Linked DNA regions of Homo sapiens: region 2 is linked to region 1. The links are chromatin contacts, found by Hi-C in ENCODE. All regions are on one chromosome and are shown on one strand. The core of a region is the stretch at or near the end of the contact, and the rest is flanking DNA. Distances in the headings are between cores, read along the strand shown. Region 1 holds the start of P2RY12 (purinergic receptor P2Y12). Region 2 has its middle 240 kb from the start of P2RY1.

Region 1 (4,933 bases), core at 1,254-3,753:
ATAAGTAAAGTCTTTCAACTCAAGCTTATATTTACTGACTCTAGAAAAAAAAAAACGGTTACCCTCTTTTTATTCTTAACATTAATTGGTGACATCTCTTGGCACTTGCCTTAAAATGTCAATTTAAAAATATTTTTCCTTAAATGGCCCCCAAATAACTACTCAGTCATTCCCTAAGATGTAAGTGTTACTGTTGTTATCTATATGCATTCTTTTATGAGTAGCTTCATCTAAAACTAAGGTTCAGGCCAGGCACAGTGGCTCGTGTCTGTAATCCCAACACTTGGTGAGGCTGAGGCGGGTGGGATCACCTGAGGTAAGGACTTTGAGACCAGCCTGGCCAACATGGTGAAACCCCGTCTCTACTAAGAATACAAAAAAAGGCTAGGTGTGGTGGCTCACACCTGTAATCTCAGCAATTTGGGAGGCTGAGGCAGGTGGATCACGAGGTCAGGAGTTCAAGACCAGCCTGGCCAAGATGGTGAAACTCCGTCTCCACTAAAAATACAAAAATTAGCCAGGCATGATGGCAGGCACCTGTAATCTCAGCTACTCAGGAGGCTGAGGCAGAGAATTGCTTGAACCCGGGAGGTGGAGGTTGCAGTGAGCCGAGATCACGCCACTGCACTCCAGCCTGGGTGACAGAGCAAGACTCTGTCTTGAAAAAAAAAAAAAAACAAAGACAAAAACAAAAAAAAATTAGCTGGGCCTGGTGGTGCATGTCTGTAATCCCAGGTACTCAGGAGGCTGAGACAGGAGAATCGTTTGAACCCGAGAGACAGAGGTTGCAGTGAGCAAAGATCGCACTACTGCACTCCAGCCTGGGCGACAGAGCGAGATTCCATCTCAAAAAATATAAATAAACAAAGTAAAACAAAATAAAACCAAGGTTCAATTGCCACCTGTAAATTGACTGTTTCCTAATATTTGTCTTGAGATGAGAACTTTTTCCTTGGTGTAAAAACCACACATCCAAATGGATTCCAGATGTCTTACTACCAGGAAGTCCGCTGACACTGCAAACTCAAACTTGACCATGACTTTAGCTTTTTTTCTTTACACAAACTGGTATTAGATTCTCAGGCTACTCTAAATTCCCTGGTAAATCTGATTCTTTCATGTCTTCATATAAACTCTCCCTTTATTTGTACCACAATTTTCCCTACCTCCCAGCTAACTCTTAATCCTTCAAAATGACTCGTGTCAATTTTCCTGGGGACCCTCTATTCTATCCCCTAATACTCTCTCTGTACCATGTCACACAAATCTCATTACACTGTAATTGTCTGTCTACTTCCCCCTTGAGGGTAGGAACTCTGTCTTTCATCTTGGTGATTGTGGAATGTCGGTGGTTGCTTACTGTTCATTAAAAGAGTAACTGACCAATTTTCTCATATTTTAGAGAACCATCTTTAATATCTTATATAAAACAAATGTCCATTAAATACTGCTTGATAGGAATAGAGAATATCCTAACAATTAAAATAATTTTTATTTGAAATAGCTTACTACAGGAAGGTTTTTTTTTTTTTTTCCCCCCCCAGAGACAGGGTCTCACTTTGTTGCCCAGGCTAGGGTGTAGTGGCTATTCACAGGCATGAGCCTAGCACATTGCAGCCTTAAACTCCTGGCTTCAAGCAATCCTCCTGCCTCAGCCTCCCAAGTAGCTGGAACTAAAGACATGTGCCACCATGCTCAGCTTACAAGAAATTTTTCATTGATAAATATATTCTGCTTCTAAATCTGAAGTATAATCAGAACTTATTTATGCAATTTTTTTTTTACACTAAGCTTTTACTTAGTTTTCTCTTGGTAGGTTTCCAAAAATTTACTTAAATTCAGGGAAACATTTTAAGTCCTTTAAACATATAAAACGTAGATCTTCAAAGATATGACCTCTTTATATGATAATGCCAATGACTAAGTACACTTAGAAGACAAGCATATGCCTTAAAAACATCAACAGCAAAATTAATATATTTTATATATCCTATGGTAAGACAAAAAAAAGTATTTCATCTTTTGTAAATAAATTTATATATAAGAAAAAACATTCACTCTTGCCTGTTTTTTATCTATAGAGTCAAATCCAGCAATTTTGTTTCCTTTTGTGTCAATCAAGGAACCCATAGGTTCACAAGTGATGACATCACATGTCTGTTTCGGCAAAGGTAGTAACTGTCGAACTTTGTCAATACTTTCTGATCGCTTGTCTCCTAGCTCTTTCTAAAGAAAAAAGAGAGAGAGAGAGAGTGAGAAGTGGGACAGAAATTACAATGAAGGCAAAAGTTAACCAGAAGGAAGTTCCCCTATGAAACATTTCCCTTTTTATAGCTTAGCGCATGTTCTTTAACCCTGAACATGTTCTACAAGGCAGTTCCAAATAGAGCAATGAGTGTTTCATTTCTTCTATTTAAGTAGAAAATAGAACACATACAAAGGCACTGTTGTTACACAACAAACATCATAGTGCTGAAATGACAAAAATCCAGGGTAGTGATCACAATCAGAAGACAGGAGCTGCAGAACAGAACACTTTCTCATGTCCAGGGTCAGATTACAAGGTAACCATTGATTTATTTGATTGGTAATGCATCAGATTTATTTGGTTTCTTTTTTGCACTGTTTTCTTACAATTTTTTTTTAAAGGAGTCTGTTAGTGGTCGGTCAAATGAATCGATTTATAAATTTCAATGCAGATGGCTATTTTTTCAATTACACGTGCCAGTCCAAGCATAGAGTTATCCTAAATCTATCTAATGTTAGTATTCTGGTTATATATTTAACAGTGGATTTCTAAAGTTCTTTAAAAAATTAAACATGTTTTATAATGTAATTGTTTTCAATAAAAAATAATCAAGGTTATGTGCATGTAACTTCTGGGTACTAATAAGGTTAGGTGAAACAAATAGCAAATAATCACATTAAATTAAGTTGAATACAATTAATAACATTTAATGAGTAATAAATTAAAATGCACTAGATAATAAATCCATAAACAACTTGAGCTCATAATACAGGCTGATCTCAAACTTACTTTCAGTTTCTTTACTAAATTCATGTATGCACGCTTGTTCTCTTCAGATCCCCCAGGGGATGCATTTGATAGGTCAGAGGCTAACGTTCCATTGATTAAAACACCCAGCATGTCAAGAACTGTTGTGAATAATTCACTAAGAAAGAAAATAATTATTTTCATCTTAAAGTGAAACTGAAATACACTTATTTAACTGAGTATTTTTATTCAAGGCACAGAATTTTTAATAGCATCCAAGTAAATAAGATGTGGCAGAAATCGCCATCAGTATATCAAAGCTTATACCATGCATACATGTAGCAAAATCAATGTGAAGTGATAAAAACATACTTGTTAGTGTGCATGTCAACAGTTCCTGAAGTAATGATCTGAAGGAGTAGCAGGGCCCAGTCTGTAGTCCACTGGGTGCTCCTCTGCACCGTGTCAAACATTCCTCCTACCTAGCAGACAAAATACAGTAAGATATTTGCATTCTGTAAAACAGAAAGAACACCCCATTGCTTTATGTTATCAAATTTTGATTGTTTTTTATTTAAAAAAACAAGGGATGCTCTAGTTTATAGATTACCTTATCTTTTCTCTTTTACCTACATGTTTATCACTATTTTTAGTTCTTTCAGCACAGTTCAGTCATTCAAACATTAACTAAAATGAAGAAGGGACGTGAGTATCTGAATGTGGGCACCAATAAACTTAGCTTTCTTTTGTTCCAAATCTTTTATGATGTCCAGTTTTATGATGCAATTATAGTTGAATTAAACCTGAATAATGTCAAAGTCATGTAATCCAATTATCTGCATCTTTGTGTTTGCTGTACAATTACTATTGAATCTAAGCCTGCTATCATAATACCATATGGAAACATCCACTATCACAGCAGTGGTGGGCAGGAGGCTTGGCCCGCACACCTACCAGTTCACGTGTTGGGACAAGGTTAGAAACAACTGCAAAAGTATCAGGCAGGCCATCCTCCAGAGGGGCCTGCACTTGGGCCTGCCTGATGGGAAAAGAAAACTCAAGGAATGCACAATATGTGAGACATTTTAAATTTCTATAAAACTTCTCTGTGGGATTTGTCTTTATAATCAATTTGATGGAAAGTTGGACAAAACTTTGAGTTAAAAGACTTTTTAAATGGTTTTAAGTAAGTATAGTAGAAGCTAACACTTATAACAGTCTTCTCAGATTTATTCTTAGCACAAACTGAAGAGAAGGAGAGATTCACTGGGGTAGAGGTAGAGAAGGCAAATCTATGCTTAAAATACCTAGCACTGTCTAGATGTCTGACCAGACAGGAAGGAAAGCAGCAAGGGAAACAGAAGGCTTTAGAAACAGGGAAGTAATTACAGAGAGCAAAGAGTGGAAGGCCTCACCTTGTAATGCAGACTTTGCACTTAGGAGAAGTGGAAAGCTGGAGGTATTTTCACATGTAAATATGTTTAATGGAGGGAAAATACTAGAAATGTCACTTACCAAATTTAGGCGGAGTTGCAATGCTTCGTGCATCATCTGCCGCGCTTTTATGTCATCTTGGTATCGTTCTTCTCTCCAGTTACTTAAAATCTAAGATCCGGAAAAAAACTCCCCATTAAAGTTTAATTTTTCTCTCATTTAAAGATAAATTGAGCTTTATACTGATAGCAAAAAACCACTTCTTATCTTTAACAAATTAACAAACAAAGCTAAATAAAATTTTAGCTTTCTTCTTCCTCCATGCAGAAAGAAATCTGGCTATTTATTTGTGCATTTGCCGTTCTAGGTGGAGGAAGAAAATCTTATATAATTATATAGCTAGCCTATGATTAAGTCTGGGAAAATGCTTGAGAGGGCCATCAAATTAAGCATTAATAAAAACTTTTAAAATACATTACCTCATTGATCTTACGAAGAAAAACA
Region 2 (4,933 bases), core at 1,338-3,837, 1.2 Mb before region 1:
GGGTGTGAGGAGGGGAGGTGGTAGAAGTATTATAGGTGGAGGAGCGGAGGCTGAGGAAGAATTGGGACTTAGCTCAGCTTGGTGAAGAGCAGCCTGAGGAGGAGGGGAGAGGTCAGATGGGTCTGTAGAAAAGGAAGACTGGAAAGACTCAGCAATGCTTGGGGTTGGGACTGAGGGGACAGGTGGGAGGGAAAAAAGGAGGATTTGGGAGGAATCGAATTGGGAACAGAGACTAGGGAGGGAATGAAGTGTGAAAAATGCCTGGACTTAAGGCACCTCAGACCATTTGCCCATTTTTCGACAAAAATTATTTAGGTCCTGTAGGATGGAGAAATTGAAAGTGCCGTTTTCTGGCCATTTAGAGCCATTGTCAAGTTTGTATTGGGGCCAACCGGTGTTGCAGAAGAAAATAAGGCATTTAGGTTTTAGGTCAGGTGTGAGTTGAAGAGGTTTTAAGTTCTTGAGAACACAGGCTAAGGGAGAAGAAGGAGGAATGAAGGGTGGAAGGTTGCCTATAGTGAAGGAGGCAAGCCCAGAGAAAAGAGAGAGTAGAGACATGGAGGGAAGGGGTTCGGGGGTTCTTACCCTCCAGAAAAGTGGGAAAGGGGTCGGGGCATGGAAATAAGGGGTCAGGGCATGGAGATAAGAGGTTGGGGCACGGAAATAAGGCATTGGGGCACAGTGATAAGGGATTGGGGCACAGAGATAAGAGGTCAGGATGCAGGGATAAGGGATTGGGGGTTCTTGCCCCTTAGAAAAGCGGGACTTGCCACTAAGGGTGAAGGAGAAGGGGTTGAGGAGTTCTTGCCCTTCCCCCATAAAAGCAGAGAAGGGGTAGAGACATGGAGAGAAGGGGTTGGCAAGTCCCCCAGAAAAGCGGGACTTGCCGCTAAGGGTGAAGGACCAAGGCAGGCGTCCCTGCGTGGTCTGACACCTCTGAAACGTGGGTGAATAATCAGAGAAGCATCCCTGCAGTGATTAAACACCAAGGGAAGGCTGCCTTCCTAGTCCGTGACCAGCGCCGGAGTTTTGGGTCCATGGATAAAATGTGTCTCCTTTGTCTCTACCAGAAAATGAAAGGAATTGAAATTAAGAGAAGGGACAGATTGAAGTGTGGCGCCCAGATTGAAAGGAGAAAGAGGTTGAGGGATAGAGGGAGGTTGGAGAAGAGAGTAAAAAGAGGCCGCTTACTGGATTTGAAATTGGTGAGATGTTTCTTGGGCTGGTGGTCTGAGGACCTGAGGTCGTAGGTGGATCTTTCTCATGGAGCAAAGAGCAGGAGGACAGGGGATTGATCTCCCAGGGGAGGTCCCCCGATCCGAGTCATGGCACCAAATTTCATGCACGTCCGTGTGAAGAGACCACCAAACAGGCTTTGTGTGAGCAATAAAGCTGTTCATTTCACCTGGGTGCAGGCGGGCTGAGTCCGAAAAGAGAGTCAGCGAAGGGAGATGGGTTGGGGCCGTTTTATAAGATTTGGGTAGGTAAAGGAAAATTATAGTCAAAGGGGTTGTTCTCTGGTGGGCAGGAGTGGGGGTCACAAGGTGCTCAGTAGGGGAGCTTTTGAGCCAGGATGAGCCAGGAGAAGGAATTTCACAAGATAATGTCATCCATTAAGCCAGGAACAGGCCATTTTCACTTCTTTTGTGGTGGAATGTCATCAGTTAAGGCAGGAACTGGCCATCTGGATGTGTACATGCAGGTTACGGGGGATATGATGGCTTAGCTTAGGCTCAGAGGCCTGACACCTACTGTTCCATATTCAGATGCTGATCTGTTCTTTATATGAAGTTGCTCCCAGGGTGTCAAAGTAAGGGAACCAGCTCCTGTAAAACTCAATCTGCAGATGATTCTCAAACACAAAACCCTTGCAAGTCTTCCTCTGCCAGCTCAGAGACAGTTACAGTTTCAGGAGAGCCATGTAGGATGATTCTTTGGTTTATCAGAAAATAGTTAAGCCATTTGTATTGATAGAGCAGGCATCATGCCAGTTGAAACATTCTTACACAACCCAGCCACTCTGGATGATTTGTACATCTTGGATCCAGGCACAATAAGCAGCTTAACTTGGAGCTGAGAAATGAAAACAAAGGATGTGGTCTCGCTGTGGCTCCCTGACCTCAGGGATCTGTATGGTTTCCATGATTATAAATTATCTAAGAAGAAGTTGAGTTCTAGGTCCAGAGAAATTATTCCGAGCAGCAGGAATATACTGACTAAACTGATGCACCAAAATGTCAGATAGTTCCTCTGGTTTTGTTTCTTTTTAAATGTTGTTGTTGTTAGGGTTATTTTTCCCTCCACAAGTCACTTTTTGGCTTGGCAAAAATGAACTGCAGACTGTAGAATATCAAGGAAGTGAGATCTGAGTCTTCCAGCTGTGTTGCTTTAAAGGATTCAATTAGAGCACAAATGAGCTCCACGCACATATTTGGGCAGTGCAAAGTTCACTCTCAGGGGGTGGGACCTTGCTAAAAGAACTCATTCTGCTTTGGCTGATAAGAAAATGTGCTTCCTGTTTCTCTTCAAGGACAAGAAACTTAAAGTAAAATTTTAGCCAGCATCAGAGAGCTATGACACTTTCACTTCCTAACTTGAGACTTAGGACTTGCTGTTTGAAAAGCTACATTTGAGAGAAAGAGCTCGAATCTTTGGCTTCTTCCATCTTGCTATGAAGAAAAGGAAAGAGATTTGTGGTCTCCATTCTCTCCCTGACACCAGACTAAAAGATTCCTTGGAATAATCAGAACTGAGAAATATATTATACTTTATTCACTTAACCCTAGATCAATTATATTACCTCTTTTCTTTCTTTCTTTCTTTCTTTCTTTCTTTCTTTCTTTCTTTCTTTCTTTCTTTCTCTCTCTTTCTTTCTTCTTTCTCTTAGTATTTTTTAAATAATTTATTATTATTATTATAATTTGAAACAGGGTCTCACTTTGTCACCCAGGCTGGAGTGCAGTGCCATAAGCCTAGCTCACTGTACCCTCAACCCTCTGGGATCAAGCAATCCTCCCACCTCCACCTCAGCCTCCTGAGTAGATGAGTAGCTGGGACTACACATGTGTGCCACCACACCCAGCTAATTTGTAAAAATTTTGTAGAGACAGGGTCACACTGTGTTGCTCAAGCTGGTCTCAAACTCCTGGAATCAAGCAATCCCCCCACCTCAGCCTCCCAAAGTGCTGGAATTACAAACATAAGCCACTGTACCTGGTCTGTGTTACCATTTTCATAGTAAAATATTTTTACCACAAAGCTAATTTATCACTAAATATACTCTGTTCTCTTATAATGAACATGTGTCATTCTTTTTGTATGCCCAGCATACATCTTGCTTTTTTTGTGTAAGGAATTTTCTACCTTATGAGTGTGGGTGGGAAACAGTGACCTCTTCTTGTAAATTTGTTTGAGTTCATTGTAGATTCTGGATATTAGCCCTTTGTCAGATGAGTAGGTTGCGAAAATTTTCTCCCATGTTGTAGGTTGCCTGTTCACTCTGATGGTAGTTTCTTTTGCTGTGCAGAAGCTCTTTAGTTTAATTAGATCCCATTTGTCAATTTTGTCTTTTGTTGCCATTGCTTTTGGTGTTTTGGACATGAAGTCCTTGCCCACGCCTATGTCCTGAATGGTAATGCCTAGGTTTTCTTCTAGGGTTTTTATGGTTTTAGGTTTAACGTTTAAATCTTTAATCCATCTTGAATTGATTTTTGTATAAGGTGTAAGGAAGGGATCCAGTTTCAGCTTTCTACATATGGCTAGCCAGTTTTCCCAGCACCATTTATTAAATAGGGAATCCTTTCCCCATTGCTTGTTTTTCTCAGGTTTGTCAAAGATCAGATAGTTGTAGATATGCGGCATTATTTCTGAGGGCTCTGTTCTGTTCCATTGATCTATATCTCTGTTTTGGTACCAGTACCATGCTGTTTGGGAAAAAAACAAACAACCCCATCAAAAAGTGGGCGAAGGACATGAACAGACACTTCTCAAAAGAAGACATTTATGCAGCCAAAAAACACATGAAGAAATGCTCATCATCACTGGCCATCAGAGAAATGCAAATCAAAACCACTATGAGATATCATCTCACACCAGTTAGAATGGCAATCATTAAAAAGTCAGGAAACAACAGGTGCTGGAGAGGATGCGGAGAAATAGGAACACTTTTACACTGTTGGTGGGACTGTAAACTAGTTCAACCATTGTGGAAGTCAGTGTGGCGATTCCTCAGGGATCTAGAACTAGAAATACCATTTGACCCAGCCATCCCATTACTGGGTATATACCCAAATGAGTATAAATCATGCTGCTATAAAGACACATGCACACGTATGTTTATTGCGGCACTATTCACAATAGCAAAGACTTGGAACCAACCCAAATGTCCAACAATGATAGACTGGATGAAGAAAATGTGGCACATATACACCATGGAATACTATGCAGCCATAAAAAATGATGAGTTCATATCCTTTGTAGGGACATGGATGAAATTGGAAACCATCATTCTCAGTAAACTATTGCAAGAACAAAAAACCAAACACCGCATATTCTCACTCATAGGTGGGAATTGAACAATGAGATCACATGGACACAGGAAGGGGAATATCACACTCTGGGGACTGTGGTGGGGTCGGGGGAGGGGGGAGGGATAGCATTGGGAGATATACCTAATGCTAGATGACACATTAGTGGGTGCAGCGCACCAGCATGGCACATGTATACATATGTAACTAACCTGCACAATGTGCACATGTACCCTAAAACTTAGAGTATAATAAAAAAAAAAAAAAAAAAAAAAAAAAAAAAAAAAAAACAGTGACCTCTTTCCATAAAAAGTCTAGGAAAATTGCTTGAAGAGAGGACACAGGCATGTGTCTTTGGTTTTGCCAATTAGATGCTCTCTTGGAGGATGTGGATTTGAGAACTGATG

The links. A loop is a pair of places that touch in the nucleus more often than their neighbours do. Pooled maps may share reads with other maps.
Region 2: a loop to region 1 is called in a pooled map, with 4 times the contacts of the local background. The contact joins the enhancer-like site here to the promoter of P2RY12 in region 1. A Hi-C loop is called at or near these places in 3 of 37 single-sample maps with no recorded cell type and 2 of 50 pooled maps.

The regions. Positions count from the first base shown.
Region 1 is chr3:151,382,323-151,387,255 of GRCh38, reverse strand. P2RY12 (purinergic receptor P2Y12) reads left to right here and starts at 2,503. Exons shown (of 3, transcript NM_022788.5): 1 at 2,503-2,564. It overlaps MED12L (mediator complex subunit 12L), which reads right to left. Exons shown (of 45, transcript NM_001393769.1): 33 at 4,511-4,600; 34 at 3,368-3,477; 35 at 3,038-3,173; 36 at 2,065-2,226.
Region 2 is chr3:152,593,830-152,598,762 of GRCh38, reverse strand. No RefSeq gene overlaps it. Among named protein-coding and RNA genes, the nearest start is that of P2RY1, 240 kb to the left of the region's middle. RefSeq lists enhancers at 1,257-1,927, 2,291-2,390. Within about 2 kb of position 2,587, at least 18 of the 41 ENCODE cell types and tissues checked have a DNase peak (open chromatin) inside an H3K27ac peak, as active enhancers do.